Regions from separate parts of the Homo sapiens genome. Here region 1 is linked to region 2. Evidence: read pairs that join two places in POLR2A ChIA-PET (ENCODE). Cell type or tissue: A673. All regions are shown on one strand. Each heading gives the region's core, and the rest is flanking DNA. Links, peaks and the distances in the headings are about the cores only.

Evidence for each region. ChIA-PET counts read pairs that join two places held together with the same protein. Peaks named below come from ENCODE experiments on the same cell type or tissue, not always from the same donor. Only the 100,000 strongest peaks of a DNase experiment are listed, where the experiment ranks them.
Region 1: POLR2A ChIA-PET joins it to region 2 with 10 read pairs; 2 of 35 experiments call an interaction of 5 or more read pairs at or near these places.

Annotation. Positions count from the first base shown.
Region 1 is chr9:92,174,512-92,186,065 of GRCh38, reverse strand. It overlaps the pseudogene PRSS47P. Among named protein-coding and RNA genes, the nearest start is that of LINC00475, 39 kb to the right of the region's middle. In A673, for the core only: no CTCF peak of the experiment used is centred there; a DNase peak (open chromatin) is centred at 5,005.
Region 2 is chr9:92,328,843-92,333,842 of GRCh38, reverse strand. CENPP (centromere protein P) reads right to left here. Exons shown (of 8, transcript NM_001012267.3): 2 at 1,492-1,673. Among named protein-coding and RNA genes, the nearest start is that of CENPP, 5.4 kb to the right of the region's middle. In A673, for the core only: no CTCF peak of the experiment used is centred there; no DNase peak of the experiment used is centred there.

The sequences.
Region 1 (11,554 bases), core at 3,071-8,070, 150 kb after region 2:
CCATTCTAGGTCACCACCAAACACTTGGATCGTCCCTTGCTTGGGAAGGTGCTTGGGAAGAGTGGAGAGAAAACACATGGTGGCTCTGCAGTCTGAGGCTGCATGATCCAGTTAGAATGATTGCGACGTAGAACTCTTGACCTTCTCTGAACCTCATGTTGCTCTTATCCTAACCTGGGTCATTCATCTACTTCACAGTCTTGTTACGTGACTGAATAACAGAGGAGAGAGTTGTGTGTGTTTTCATCGTTAGATGAGTAGGAAAGAAATGTAAGCAAAGATTTATACACAAGAGTGTTTATTGAAGAAAGGAGTGTTTACAGTTTAGGGAAATGCTTATGGTATGATGTTAAGGGAAAAAGGAAGAACATATATTTAATTATGTGTAGGGTTAGCATTTCTCAACAGAGGTGCTGTACGTATTTTTGATAGAATATGTCTTCACTGAGTGGGGCTCTGCTAGCATCCATGGCCTTTGACTGCCAGATGGAGGGGATTCTCCCTGATCATCTGCTGGCTGGTCCCCAGCATTCACACATACATCTGGTTATACCTTGAGGGTAGAGGCAACATATACTTGTTTTAATATCCCAAACGGTGCTCCTGGGCTGGTACCACCGTGCTGCATGACACTGATAGACCACCATTTCTTGCCTGTAGCTTCGGAACTGGTCACCCAGCTTCCATTCTTCTGTGCCCCCACTGTAGGCTCCATGTGGGTGTCGGAGTGTTACTTTAAATATTAGTCATGTCACTTCCCGGTTCAGTATTCTACAGTAACTTCTCATTTGTGCAAAATGAAATCCAGACACATGGCCAGGCGTGGTGGCTCATGCCTGCAATTCCAGCACCCTTCCCATCCCCCACCTCCCACCGCGCCCTTCCCATCCCCCACCTCCCACCACACCCTTCACATCCCCCATCTCCCACAGCACCCTTCACATCCCCCACCTCCCACCGCACCCTTCACATCCCCCACCTCCCACCGCACCCTTCACATCCCCCACCTCCCACCGCACCCTTCACATCCCCCACCTCCCACCACACCCTTCACATCCCCCACCTCCCACCGCACCCTTCACATCCCCCATCTCCTGCTCCAGTCATGACACATCCCACCTTCCAATGCACCCTTTCCATTCTTCATATTTCACTGCAGCCATTACATACCCCATCTTTTACTGCAGCCTTCACATACCCCACCCCATCCTCTTGGGCCTCCTGGGTACTCTTTGAACATCTCAAGGCTATTTCTATCTCGGGGCCTTTAGCTGCTGTTTTTTTTTTTTCTTAGCTTGCTTGTCATTCTCATCTTTGCAGGAGTCACTTCTTTACATTTACTATTCAGTTTTTTTTCTTGGTTTTACTTAATCATGTGAGCTAAAATAGGCAACCCCCTCTATCACATCTTCCTGTTTTATTTTCTTCATATCACTTAATCTAAAATATTTTTTAATTTATTATTTCATATAATCTGTCACTTTCTACTAAAAATTATCTATATCATTAGCATGTAAAAGACAGCACCAGGATAGCTGAATAGATGAGTGAATAGATCAGTGATTGTGTTAGTGAATGGATGGATGGATGGATGGATGGATGGATGGATGGATGGATGAATGGATAAATGGATGGATAATGGATGGCTAGAATGATGGGTGACTGCATGGATGGAAGGATAAGTGGAGGGATGAGTGGATGGATGGATGGATTGATGGATGATATTTGAGTTGGTAGATGGATGTTTGGATAGATGTGTAGATAGAAGGATTGGTGAGGGGTGGACAGATGGAGTGGGTGGATGTGTCAGTGGGTGGATGTGTCAGTAGGTGGAGAGGAGGATAGGTGGGTGAGAGATGGAGGGCTCGATGGAGAGATGGCTGCAAGGATGGATGGATGGGCAAATATCTGGAAAGTGAGTGGATGAATGGGTAGGTGTGGGAAGATAGGTAGATGGAGGAATGGGTGAGTGAGTGGATGGGATGATGGGTGGAGAAGAAAGGTTAGTGATAGATGGAGGGAGAATGGATGGGATGGTTCATGAAAGAGTAAGTTGGTCAGTGAATAGTTGCTAAGTTCCAATAAATGAGTCATGTGTTGGTGGGATTTGCCTCTTGTAGAATAAGAGAGGTGTGATCTATTGCTATGAGAGAGGTAGAGGGAATAGGATGACTATGTGCAAAGGTTTGAGAAAAAGAAGAGAAGCTTATCAAGGATGGGTAGTAGAGTGAAGCAGCAGTTAAAGCTCAGCAGTTCTGAGAAAACCTATGTTTGGGGGGTTGTGGTTAGCAGTCAGACAGAGTAGGGGCTCAGAGTAGCCTGAACTTTCTTAGTTAACCTACAGGACATGTCATTGATCTCCCCCTTATCTATTCAGTGCAACTGTCACCACCCTTCTATCTCCAGGAGGGCAAGGTGGGCCTCATTGAGAACACACTCTGTAATACCTTATATGGGCAAAGAACTGGCAAAGGCGAGACCTAAGCTTTGCACGAGGAGATGCTGTGTGGGGGGGGACTTCTCGACAGGAAAGTCCATCTGCAAAGTGAGTACGGTCATTTCCTCTCTTCCTTTGCATATTCTCTTGGCCTCAGTTTCCCTTGGGACGGGTCTCTGTGTTGCCTCTGCTTTCTTTGTGGTGTCCCTTGGAATTCCTGTTTCCTCTCCTCTGAGTGTCCTCCCTGGGCTCCATCCCTCAGAAGTCTCCCCTAGACTAGCCCCTTCCCCAGCGCATCTCAGCAGGAACATCTGCTGGAAGGATCTTCAAACAGCATTTTTTAATATATTTTAAACTTTTTATTAAAGCATAATATATATACACAAGAGTACATAATTAATAAGTATATAGTTTGGTGAACTTTCCCACACTGATACAACATGTTACCAGCACCCGAGAAGCACCCATGTGCCTCCTTCTTATCACTAACGCCCAAGGGTAACAAACACCTTCACTTTTAACACCGTAGATTCTGAAATTCCTGTAAGTGGAATTTACAGTCAGCACTCTCTTGTGTCCTAACAGTGTATTTCTGAGATTTGTCCATACTATTACACGTTGTTATGGTGTGTTCTTCTCACTGCTCGACAGCGCGCTATTGTGTGAGTTGAATTCTACATTGGATAAGTATTTGAGTAGGTTCCAAGTTGGAGGTATTATAAGTAGCTGTGCTATGTACATGTTTGTATTTGTCTTTGGGACACAGATGAATATATTTTATTGCATAGAATCCTATGAGTAGAATTGCTAGATAAAAAGATGTGTCTGTGTGTTCAGCTTTGGCAGAGGATAGCAAACCGCCTTCCCTCTAGCAGAGGATGAGAGCTTCTTTTCTCACCAACTTTTATTCCTTTCCATCTTTTCTGATTTTGGCCATTTTGGTGAGTGTGTAGTTTTTGGCTTAAAATTTTTTGTATGTTTATTATTATTGGATATCTTTATGAAGTTTCCCTTCAAGTTCTTTTTCTCCTCTCATTTTTCTGTTGGGTTGTCTGTCTTTTTCTTCTAGGAGCTCTTTATGTATTCCGGACATAAGTTCACAGTAAGATACATGGTGTGAAAATCCTTTTCAACCTTCTGTAATGTTCCATCTTATAGGTGGGGAAATTGAGGCCCAGAGAGGAAAAGTGGCTAGCCTAAGTGAGGCAGTACAACCTGGGCCCAGGTGTTGCGACTCCAAGGCCAACCCTGCCTCCACAACCTCTCCCACAGGTGGTAGCCTCTTAAGCTGACATCTGTGGGCCGAGCTTTTGCATAGACACCACTGTAGGGCAGAGAGGAAAGTGCTGGGACCCTGGAATGAGAGACATTGCTCCACCACATGTGCCTGCCCTGTGACCTGGGATGTTCTCTTCACCTCCTGAGCCTGGGTCCTCATCAGCTGCGTGAGGATTCCAAGGCCTCCTCCATGAGGTGGTTGGAAGGATGGCGTCCACTTGGAACCTCAGAGTGTGACCTTATTCGGAAGTAGGATCTTTACAGATGTAATTAGTTAAGAATCTCAAGATGAACCCATCCTAGATTTAGGGTGGGCCCTAAATTCAATGACTGGTGTCCTTAAAAGAGGGGGAGAGGCCATAGAGACACACATGGAGAAGATGGCCATGTGCAGAAAGACATGGAGAGGAGAGGGATGCCGCCACAAGCCAAGGAATGCCTGTGCCGCCAGAAGCTGGAACAGCCAAGGGAGGGTCTTCCCCTAGAGCCTTTGGAGGTAGTGTGTCCCTGGAAGCACACTGATTTCAGTTTTGTGGCCTCTAGAACTGTGAGAGAATACATTTCTGTTGCTTCTAAGCCACCAAGGTGGTGGCAGTGTGTTATGGCAAGCCCTTGGAAATGGATATGTTTGGCAAAGACCACAATGCTAGCAAAATGATAGATTGAAAACTAGAACCAGGTCTTTCCTTCCCCCTAGTCTGAGCCCTGAGTCCCCCTGGCCCGTGGGAAGGGCTCATTGGCAGCACTGTTTTCAATATTGCCCGGCAAGCTAACTGAGTAGTGGGAGGGAGCTCAGCCCACCTGCCTGCCCAGCGGGAGCCAGCCCCAGGCTTCTTGGTTTCCTGTCCACGTCCACATACTTCATTGTTCCTCCTTTCTGGCTGTGGCCTGGCCCCTTCTCCTCACAGAGTCATCTGTACCCCAGGGGGAGCAGGGAGCCTGCCCAATGCCCAGCCCTGGTGGGGCTCAGCCAACAAGTCCTTAGTCCAGCTCCCTTCCAGCCTTGTTCCCCACCAGCCTCTCTTGCAAAGGTCATGCCCCTGGAGCCTCAGGGCCAGCACACTTTGCCTACCTGCTGGACATTCCACAGTGCCCTCAGCCCTGCCCCTCCTCTAGTTCCTTGCCCAGGCCAAGGACACCACTGAGGTGGACATCTCCTGAGCCTTTCAGCCACCACTGCCTGTCTGTGAGATTCCATCTGGATTCATCTCCTGCTGAGCCATCTGCTGTGGTCCCCGCCTCCACCCTGTGGCTCTCTTCTCTTCCCTGCATGGAGCACGCAAAAACAGCTTTGAGGAGAGAGAGAGCTGCAGGGTGACTCAGCGCTCAGACTGCGAGCAGGACACAGCTGGTTGCAGTCTTCACTCTGTCACTTGCATGTGCTGTGACCTTAGCTAAGTTTTCTCACCCGTGCAGTGGGCTTGCTAACAGCCTCCACTTCATAAGGTTCCTGTAGAAATGTAGCACCATGCCTGGCATTTAGCAGGTGCTTAATAAGTGTTGGCTTCCATGTTCCTGGCCTTGTCTGTTTTCCTCTATCTGAGTTGTACTCATTCTTCTGGGCCTATCTCGGACCTGCCCTTTCACCCAATGTGGAATTCACCACCAGGCCCACCAGTTACACGTGGCTTCCTCTGTCTCCACAGTAGTGCAAACCACAGCCTAGTTTGCATGGGGTACATTAATGTTGGGACTTCCTCTGCGTACTCGGAGCTCCCAAGGGTCAGGGCCAGGAGACCCTTGGAGTCCTTCCCGTCTCTCCCAGACTGGCCCAGAATCAAGCGTGATGTTGGCAAGCAGGTGGTTCATCTGCATGGATCACTGAGGCCTGGAGTAGTCAGGGACCATTGCCCGGAGGACCAGGCCTCCTCTTGCCCTCAAACAAGCTGGGTGGGCACTCCGAGTAGGGAAGCACTGAGGGGTGGATCTGAGACAGCGAAGGCACTTTCCACTCCCAAGAAGACCCCGGGCATGAATTTGCCAGGGCTGCAGGAGCAAATCCCCACAAACTGGGCGGCTGAGACCACAGATGTCTATTATCTTGCAGTTCTAGAGGGCAAAAGTCTAAAATCAAGGTGTCATCAGAGCTGGGTTTTTTTCTGGAGGCTCTAGAGGAGATTCAATTTCCTTTTCCAACTTCTAGAGGCCGCCCACACTCCTGGGCTCATGGTCTCTTTCTCCATCTTCAAAGCTATCAGTGTGACCTCTGTGTCTGTTGTCATATCTCCTCCTCTGACTCTGACCCTTCTGCCTCCTGCCTTCCCTTATAAAAAACTTTGTGATGACACTGGGCCTTTTGAGATACTCCAGAATAATCTCCCATCTCAAGAGTCTCCACTCAACTCCAGTTGCAAAGTCCCCTACGCCATGTAAGATAACACATTCACAGGTTCCAGGGATGAGGATATGGATGTCTTTGGGAGTATTCTTTAGTGACCGCACCACGTCACCCCTTCTCTCTCCTCTGGCCTCCACTCCCCCAGCCCAGGCCCCTCCCTCTCAGTGTGCTCTCTTGCTTCTCATCAAACTGAGAAGATGAAGCAATGAGAAGCTCGCTCTTCTTGGCCCCACATCTGCCCACCCTGATCTGCCTAGTCTCTCCCCCTTGCCCCGATGGCTCACCCTGGGCCAACCCATCCTTGAGCACCGGGTCGCTAGGGCCTTTCCCCTACTCCTGTGTCCCCTGCCCTCCCTCTCATGCCTCCCACGTCAAGGCATGGCAACAATCTCCTCCAGCTACTGCCCCATTTCTCCACCTTTCTTCCCTGAAGACTCCTCCCAGGCCTGACTGCACTGAATCACCCAAACCAGCCTTGTCCCTCTCATGCCACCAAAGCCACTTTGTCCACAGCCTCTGCCTTGCCAGAGTCACTGCTCCCTTGACACATCAGCAGCATCTCACGCTCAGCTGCTGGTGCCAGTCGCCAGCCACTCCACTCCCACTTTTTGCTACCAGCTGCCTCTGAGGAGATAGCAGACTAGAGGCCCCCCAGAATCACCCTGAGGACAAAGAAAGAGGAGTTAGCTTTGGGCGATGATCATGTCTGAGACACCAGGTGGCAAGGTCGGATGCTCTGTGCCTCCTCTTTCTGAGTCAGGGTCCCACTGCAGACCCACCAGATAGAAATCTCCAGGTATCAAAGCTCCTGAGCTGACCCTCAGAGTGGACAATTATGGATCTGAATCTATCACACGTGGACCCACCCTCTGCCTTCCACACCCAGGACAACACACTGCTTGAAGCCTAGAAGGAACAGCTGTATGTACAGGGCCTGAGAGGGGCTGGGCCCTTCCGGCCTCTCAGTGCTGGAGACCCCAGAGCCGAGTTCTTAGCCTTCTTCCTTTTGTCTCCACTCCTTTTCCCTGGTTGGTAAGAAAAGGCCAGAGTCCACAAGTCCTTTGGCTCCTCCTTCAAAATACCATCCCAAATCTGACCATTTCTTCCCTCCTGTAGTTTCCTCCCTGGTCCCTCCTCTCTACCTGGTGCTCAGCAACTTCTTTCTCTACATGGCACCAGACTGATGGTTTAAACAGGTCACGTGTCCCCCACCCTCCAGCATACAGTTCTCCAAGTTGCCCCTCTGCAGCTCTGAGACCTCCCTCTGCCCCCTCACTCCCTCCCACAAGGTTTGCCCCATCCTCTCCTGGTTTGCGCCAACTGGGCCCTCTCTTCTGGACCTCGCAGAAGTAGGTTCTGTTTCCTATTTGAGTGTAAGGTCAGGAAAGCTTGTTGTGATCCATGGATACGAAATGTCCTCCCGCTTCCATAGGGTCAGTTGGCTTATTTATCTATGCACCATGGGGGACAGGGTTTGTCTTTTCCCCGTGTTTCCCAAGAGCAGTGCCTGCACTGGATGCCCCAGGTGCACCCTGGACTAGTGGGCGGAAGAGCCGGCTGTGGGCCCTGCCTCCCACCACCCTGAAGATGAGACCCTTTCTTTTTTCCCTCCCTTCCTTCCTTCCTTCCTTCTTTCCTTTTTTTTGAAGGAGTCTCGCTCTGTTGCCAGGCTGGAGTGTAGTGGCATGATCTTGGCTCACTGGAACCTCCGCCTCCTGGGTTCAAGCGATTCTCCTGCCTCGGCCTCCCGAGTAGCTGGGAGTACAGGTACACGCCACCATGCCCAGCTAATTTTTGTATTTTTAGTAGAGACAGGGCTTCACCATGTTGGCCAGGATGGTCTCAATCTCTTGACCTCGTGATCCGCCTGCCTCAGCCTCCCAAAGTGCTGTGATTACAGGTGTGAGTTACCGTGCCCAGCTGAGACCCTTTCTTTGGGTCTCACTTTTTGGCCCATGATATAGGGGGCTTTCAACTGCATGATCCCACCCTGACAGCATTTCAGGACTCCAGTAACTCCAAGCAACTTTCTGGAGACCCCTGCCTGCTTCCCTAGTGATGTGGGCTGTCTCCACAGGGCCTGGGCATGGGCACTTTCTAAAGATACTTTACCAAAAAGTTGAGAGAAAACCAAAGGCCTAAATGAACAAAAAAGGACGGGGCGCCCAGAGGGGATGTTCTGCTGCAGCTTAGGGTTCACAAGAGCTGCGCTCTGCACAGAGGTTTCAGCTGGCTGTGCTTTGCTAGCAGGCCCAGCGCCTCTCAGGCCCTGTACATACAGCTGTCCCCTCTAGGCTTCAAGCAGTGTGTTGTCCTGGGTGTAGAGGGCAGAGGGTGGGTTCACGTGTTGGTAGATTCAGATCTATGATTGTCCACTCTGAGGGTCAGCTCAGGAGCTTGATGCCTGGAGATTTCCATCTGGTGGGTCTGCAGCGGGACCCTGACTCAGAGAGCAGAGGCGCAGAACGTCCGACCTTGCCACCTGGTGTCTCAGACACACTCATCCCCCAAAGCTAACTCCTCTTTCTTTGTTCTCAGGGCGATTCTGGGGGGCCTCTAGTCTGCTACCTCCCCAGTGCCTGGGTCCTGGTGGGGCTGGCCAGCTGGGGCCTGGACTGCCGGCATCCTGCCTACCCCAGCATCTTCACCAGGGTCACCTACTTCATCAACTGGATTGACAAAATCATGAGGCTCACTCCTCTTTCTGACCCCGCGCTGGCTCCTCACACCTGCTCTCCACCCAAGCCTCTGAGGGCTGCTGGCCTGCCTGGGCCCTGCGCAGCCCTTGTGCTGCCACAGACCTGGCTCCTGCTGCCACTTACCCTCAGGGCCCCATGGCAGACCCTGTGATGACCGCAGAGCCCCTCGACCCCTTCTCTCTGCTCGGCCTAGGTGTCCATGCTTGACCCTCCCTCTCCCTAGCCCACTGTCCCTCTAAATGGTTCCTAATCCTGGCTTTTCTGCCTATCAACTGCCATTCCCCAAACCAAGCTTGGCAACACAAAACCAAACCCAACAAAAGAGTCATCTGCTCCTCCTCCACCCCGCACGGCCCTCCAAGGCCCCTCCTGCTCCTTAGTGCTTGCCCTTTCCATAGGATTCATTGTCTGACTCCCAGGGCAGGAACCTGGGACCTCACACAAAGAATCTCAACTGTGGGCTCCTAGGAGGAAAGCAGGGGTAGGGGGGACACTAGGGGTGCTGAGGGAGCTGAGGCCGCCAGCTGGGAGGGAGTGGGGTCAGTCTGCACTCAACGTTGCTCCTGCCACAGGAAGCACCCAGGCCTTCAGAGGAGCTGAAACTACACCTGGTGTCCACAGTGTCAGGGAGCAAGGGCTTCTCTGAAGTACAGGAACAGCGCTCCTGGGGCGTGGAGGAGGGAGGTTCGACTCCCAGTGGAGACGGAAAAAGGGAAGTGGCTGGTGCACAAAGTAATTGAGCAGGACTGGGGAACAGGATCCCAGCCATGAGAAGAGGGTTCCAGCCTGCAGCTAGAGTGCTTTCAAAACATGAGGGTCTGGGAAAGACTGACAGAAGCAGATGGAGGAGGGTCCTGATGCCAAGCCAAAAGCCGAGGTTTAGGTCAGCCATGCTCAGAGCTCTGCGCCTAGGGACAATTCCTGCCCCTCCTCACCTGTCCCCGTAGGCCCTGCTTTCCCCAAGTCTGCAGGCACTTGACCCACTGCCCATCTCCAAAGCCCCCAATCCTGCATAAACATGCTCCCTCCTGTCTAAGGCCCTTGGCCAACCCTGCCCCAAGAAGTCTGTACTCCTCCAGCTGGTAGAGCCTGGTATTACCTTATCTACTTAGCTGATGCAGGATTTAGTGCCCCAGCAATAAGCCTCAAAATAGTGTTCTGGGCCATCCTTCCTGCAAGCCTGCTGGACACAGCCCTGTGCAGCCAGCAGGACTCCTAGAGGCCTCTCAGCACAGCCTACCCCCAGCCTTCAGAGACCACGGGAAAACGGGAGAGCTCCCATTTAGCACATGTCTGTATGGACAAGGCGCCATCCAAAAGTTTCAGTGCACATTGTCCCCAGTCTTGGTATTGGCCACATTTCCTGTACCCTCACAGGCAAGGGGCACAGATAGACTCACATGCATGTCAACACTAGGACCTCACTGGCTTAAACCCTCTACTACTCATGCAGGAATTCTCACCCCAAAATAATATTGTGAGGCCTGAAGAAAGTGTCTTCCCAGTATCCACTCCTGTAGGGGTATTTCCAGCAGTCCCTGCCTCTGACCAGAGCTCCACCACTGAGGTACTGCCATGCCTAGTAATATGTCCACTACTAGTGTCCAGCCTTAGAGCTCAGCGGTCTCCACAGAAAGTGTTCCCTCCCCTGGTGGTAAGCTCAGTTATGGGGTCTCAGAGCAGGGCTGCTCAGGACTCTGAGAGGTCAGTGAGTTACCAAGACAGCATGTGCTCCACGCATGTTCTCCAGAAGGTCAGGGGAGCTTGGGCAGTTCTGTTTAGAGTATTAGCCACTCCACTGTCCCCAGAGCCACTATTCTCCTTTGTGGCAGCCACAGGCTGGCTGTGTCCTGAGGGCCTGCCTGTTATACACCTTATGCCAGGGGTTAGGTGATTTCCTGTCCTCCTGGATGCTCTCAGGCCTCTAAACCAAAGGGTGGGGATACATACCTAGTCCACGCGACAGATCAAACAAATCTCAGTTCCTGCACAGTTAGTTTCCCTGTTTCTTGAAACCAATGTAAGTGCTCAGTATCCTTATCCTGGTTTAGTTTATTTTTAAAGATAAACTGCAGCCTATTAGGGTTGAGTAGGTTTTTTTTTTTTTTAGATGGAGTCTCGCTCTGTCGCCCAGGCTGGAGTGCAGTGGCGCAATCTCCGCTCATCGCAAACTCCACCTCCCGGATTCACACCGTTCTACTGCCTCATTCTCCCGCCTCATTCTCCCGAGTAGCTGGGACTACAGGCACCCGCCACCATGCCCAGCTAATTTTTTAAATTTTTAGTAGAGACGGGGTTTCACCATGTTAGCCAGGATGGTCTCACTCTCCTGACCTCGTGATCCACCCGCCTCAGCCTCCCAAAGTGCTGGGAATACAGGCGTGAGCCACCACACCCGGCCAGGGTTGAGTGGCTTTTTAAAGATATCATAGGTAGTATGTAGTGGAACAGAAATTCAAACTGAGATCTCTCTTGAGAGAGCTCAATCACTGTTCTTTCCACACCCACAGACTGCACCCAAGATGCCTTTTATCCAAGCCTCAGACACCTGAGGGAGGCTTACTCTGACCTGTCCCCAAAGTGAGCCTCAGATATCCACTCCTGAAGAGAGAGACGAGTAGGGCATGGAGGGCCCTAGAGTCATCATCAGGGCCCCCCTGTTCTCCCAGATGGTGCACGGGCATGGGCTGCTGCTTTTGTTGCCAAAGTCATCCCCAGACAAGCTATGGGAGTGAAATGAAATGAACCAAGATCAATTAAAGACTTCCAGTTTCCAGTCTGGAGTATAAGAAGCTTGGAAGT
Region 2 (5,000 bases), core at 1-5,000:
GCCCAACTAATAGCTATGGAAAACAATAATGACTTCAAAAAGCTCTTTGATTACGCCACTGCACTCCAGCCCGGGTGACAGTGCAAAACTCCATCTCGAAAAAATAAAACAAACAAAAAACAAAGGAAAAAGAACAAAAAAATAAAAAACAAGATATTTCTCTTCCGGTACCATTACTCTTGCTGAATTACTTGCAATTAATTTCAAGAAACTCCTATAACTACTTAGATTTCTGGCTTTAAAATGATATTTCTTCTTCATAATTTCTATATTTTTCCAAGTTTGCTAAAATGAGCACATATTACTCACAGGAAAAAAGCATTTCAACTCTTGTGATGTCCCTGTCTGAAATCTCCCATTCAAACCACATTAGCTTTGTCAAGACTCTACGCCTAATCTTCATGCTGCGGCTTTTAAGCTAGTAAAAGTCTTATAACTGGCCTATCCTCATTCTCTATTCTCTCTGCATTCCATCTCTTCCTTTCAAGTAATTTAAGTCTCCAAATTCCATCACTCTGTTTCTACATGTAATTCAGTCTCCCTGCAGTGGCTGCCCAAGACCCTCTCCCCTGTCATGAGGGTAATTTTCAGTGGAAAAGTCAGAAAGCACACCAAAAATGATTTCTGCTTTTGGGAATGTTATTCTTGACCAACCAAAGTTCTTGACATCCAGTTGCACAGCTGCAGTAGCTTCCCTTTATCTCTTAGTGCATCACAGATCTTTGGCAATAAAATCTAGTCATTGGGACCAGAAACCTTCCTTCCAGCAAAAGGTCCAGCTGCTAAAATATTTATCTTGGCAGCTTTCATGTCAGTGCTGAACAACTCCTAAGATGTATAAATTAATGGTGCTGTTGTTCTTATAATCATTATTCGCTTATTACTATTTACTTGACTATTAAGGTACTTAATGATAAAAACTGTGTCTGTTCTTTTCCATCAGGAAGGAGAAGGTAAAAAAAAAAAAGAAAGAAAGAAAAGAAACTGTGTCTGTTCTTTAATATTTATCTCAGGCAGCCCTTTTTTTTTTTGTTTTAAATGGAGTCTTGCTCTGTCCCCCAGGGTGGAGTGCAATGGCACAATCTCAGCTCACTGCAACTTCCACCTCCCGGGTTCAAATGATTCTCCTGGCTCAGCTTCCCAAGTAGCTTAGATTACAGGTGCCCACCAACACATCCGGCTAATTTTTGTATTTTCAGTAGAGACAGAGTTGCACCATGTTGGCCAGGCTTGTCTCAAACTCCTGACCTCAGGTGATCTGCATGCCTTGGCCTCCCAAAAGCTGGGATTATAGGCATGATCACGGGGCCTGGCCCAGGCAGCTTTTTGAACACCGTGATGTTCAAAAGATATGTGAGTAAACAAGTTTACCACAACCATACTTTCAAATACTTACCTTGTAGAATTTTAATTCAATATTATGACAACCAATTTCTTATGCATAATAAGGTAAGCTTCCATACTATGTCTAGATTTAAAAAAAATGCTTACTCTTTTCTGTCATCTCAGTGCTTGTTAGGTCTTCTGTCTGCTTGGAGTGATTTCTTATATTGATGCCAGTAAGCGTACTTAGAAATGAAAGTTCTGATTCTAAATGTCCAAGCTGATTTTTCAGATCTTTTGAAGACTTCCATCCTTCCAAATTGAATTGGTGTATGGCTTGAAAAGATTTTCTAAAAGGCAAATATCAAAAATAATCACTCCAATTACTAACACGTGTTTCATCTAATAACCCCATTTTCCTCAAAGCATTCCCATTTTGTCCCTCTTACTCTCTTCCAATTAAGTCACCTTCCCCCATTAAAATAAAAAAAATTAAAAAATTAAAAAGAATTTTCTCAAAACCAGTGTGGTTACTAACACCACCACTTTTTTTTTCTTTCTTCCTTTTTAAGAGATGAGGGTCTTACGCTGTCACCCAGCCTGGAGTGCAGTGGTGTAATCATAGTGCACTGCAGCCTTGAACTCCCAGGCTCAAAGGATCCTCCTGAGTAGCTGGGACCACAGGTATGCCACTGTGCCTAGCTAATTTTTTTTTCCTTCTCATAGAGACAAGGTCTGGCTTTATTACCTAGGCTGGTCTTAAACTCCTGACTTCAAGCAATCCTCCCGCCTCAGTCTCCCAGCGTGCTGGATTACAGGCGTGATCCACCATGCCCAGCCCACAATCTTTAATTTCAACAAAAAACATATGTAACCAAATTATACTTCCAAATTTCCACATATTAGAAACACCTTTCAAATAAATTATAACAGGACTACTTTGCAAAATTACAATGTGTGTTCTGACCCATGAAATTCCAGCCTAAATGTCTGATATATCTCTCAAATTATTTTAAAAGATGTCTTGAAATTAAAAAATAGGCCAGGCGCCGTGGCTCACGCCTGTAATCCCAGCACTTTGGGAAGCCAAGGCGGGTGGATCACGCGGTCAGGAGATCAAGACCATCCTGGCTAACACAGTGAAACCCCATGTCTACTAAATATACAAAAAATTTGCCAGGCGTGGTGGCAGGCGCCTGTAGTCCCAGCTACTCGGGAGGCTGAGGCAGGAGAATGGTGTGAACCTGGGAGGCGGAGCTTGCAGTGAGCAGAGATTGTGCCACTGCACTCCAACCTGGGCGACAGAGCGAGACTCCCTCTCAAAAAAATAAAAAAAGAAAGAAATTAAAAAATAAAATCAATTAGCTAACTTTAATTTCTAAAAGTAAACACCACAGAACGTTTTATAGTAAGAAAGAGATTTATCGGAAAAAGAAATAGCAAATCTCTTTAAACATCACTATGGCCAGACATTCTTCATTGAGAACATATAAATATATTTTCCTTGAGAAAAAGAATGAAATTTTAGTTGGCCTGGCGCAGTGGCTCACGCCTGCAATCCCAGCACTTTGGGAGGCCAAGGCAGGTGGATCACTTGAGGTCAGGAGTTCGAGACCAGCCTGGCCAATATGGTGAAACCCCTTCTCTACTAAAAATACAAAAAATTAGCCTCGAGTGGTGGCGGGTGCCTGTAATCCTGGCTACCCAGGAGGCTGAGGCAGGAGAATTGCTTGAGTATGGGAGGCAGAGGTTGCAGTGAGCCAAGATCACGCCACTGTATTCCAGCCTGGGCAACAAAGTAAGACTCTGTCTCAACAAAAAAAAAAAAAAACAAAGAAAAGAAAAAAAAAACTTAAACTTTTTTAAAAAAAGAAATTTTAGCTAATAATTGTATTAGATGGTATTTTTTTTTTGTCATCCATTATTTCCTTTAAACACTCTGCTACATTCTATACTGTTGACTTTTCCGGCCAGCTTAAAACATCTCTTCCTTGGATTCTTGGGCATAATTATCCCAATTCTCATTTGCTATCTAGGGTCAGCTTCTTGTCTCCAACATTAGAGGAAAACCCTAACACTCTTACTTCTGCTATCCTAAATATGTATTCTTTCATTCTGCAGGAACACTAAATGATTAGCCTTAGCTCCTCTATGCCAGTAACTCTTAAAATATACCTCTAACCATGTATCTCTTCTTCCTGCAAGGTAGATCTAGCTTGATAGCTCACCAAATCGTTTCTCTTGGAATCTGCTTTTCCTCTAAATTACCCTACATTTGTTAATAATAAAATATTTCCCTTGGTATGTCAGGCTCTATACCTTGGAAGTTATCCTTGACTCCTTCACTTGCCTGACATCTGGACTTACTGCCATCCGTTCTGCTCCCTCACATAACTATTCTTCCTTTTGTATTTCTAATTCTACTACATTAACCAATGCTCTTATGACCTTATACCATCTCTACACAGAATAATCTAACTCTATATTCTTCACACTGAGAATCCAAGACTTAATAAAGTCTGTAAAATTTGTCTCAAATTTTGTTTTAATGCTAATTTAAAATGTTAATATAAGTATATTCTGTATCATGAAACTACCACAGCTTCTTTTGCATTTGCCATCATAGACTGATGCCCCTACAAATTACATTAAATATAGAAGTCAAGGAAAAAAGAACAGATTGGGCACAGCGACTCACTCCTGTAATCCTGAGGCAGCCCAGGAGTTCAAGACCAGTCGGGCCAACATGGTAAAACCCCATGTCTACCAAAAAATACACACACACACACACACACAAAATTATCTGGGCATAGTGGCAGGTGCCATGCCTTCAGTCCCAACTACTTGGCTGGTGGAGGGTCGCTGAGGCAGGACGATTGCTTGAGCATGGGAGGTGGGTGAAGGTTGCAGTGAGTCATAATCATGCCACTGCACTTCAGCATGGGCAACAGAGTGAGACCCTCTCTCAAAAAACAAAACAAAAAAGAAAAAGAAAAAGAAAAAAGAACAGAGACAATCTTCATATATAAATGATGTGCGGCCGGGCACGGTGGCTCACGTAATCCCAGAAGTTTGGGATGCCGAGGTGGGCAGATCACCTGAGGTCAAGAGTTCGAGACCAGACTGCCCAACATGGCGAAACCCCATCTCTAGTAAAAATACAAAAAATTAGCTGGGCATGGTGGCGGGTGCCTGTAATCCCAGTTACTCGGGAGGCTGAGGCAGGAGACTCCCTTGAACCCAGGGGGCGGAGGTTGCAGTGAGCTGAGGTTGCGCCACCACACTCCAGCCTGGGCGACAAGAGCGAAACTCCGTCTCAAAAAAAAAAAAAAAAAAAGCCATAAATATAAATGAGCTTCTGACAAGTGAACACCAAATGTCACAGCAAACTATGAAGGAAAATTTCAAGGTATTTCCGATAGAGCAAAGTGGTAAGAGAACCAAGTCATCATTAAAGGCTGGATATGCAGAACTCAAAAAAGAACCTGCAGTTGTCAGAGTGGCTAGTAGGGAGTTCGTGTTTAATAGGTATGGTGTTTCAGTTTAGGGGTGATGAAAAAGTTCTGAAGATGGACAGTGGTGATGGCTGTACAACAATGTGCATGTGTTTAATGCCATTGAGCTGAACGCTCAAAAATGGTTAAAATAGTAAATCTTATGTATATTTTGCCACAAAA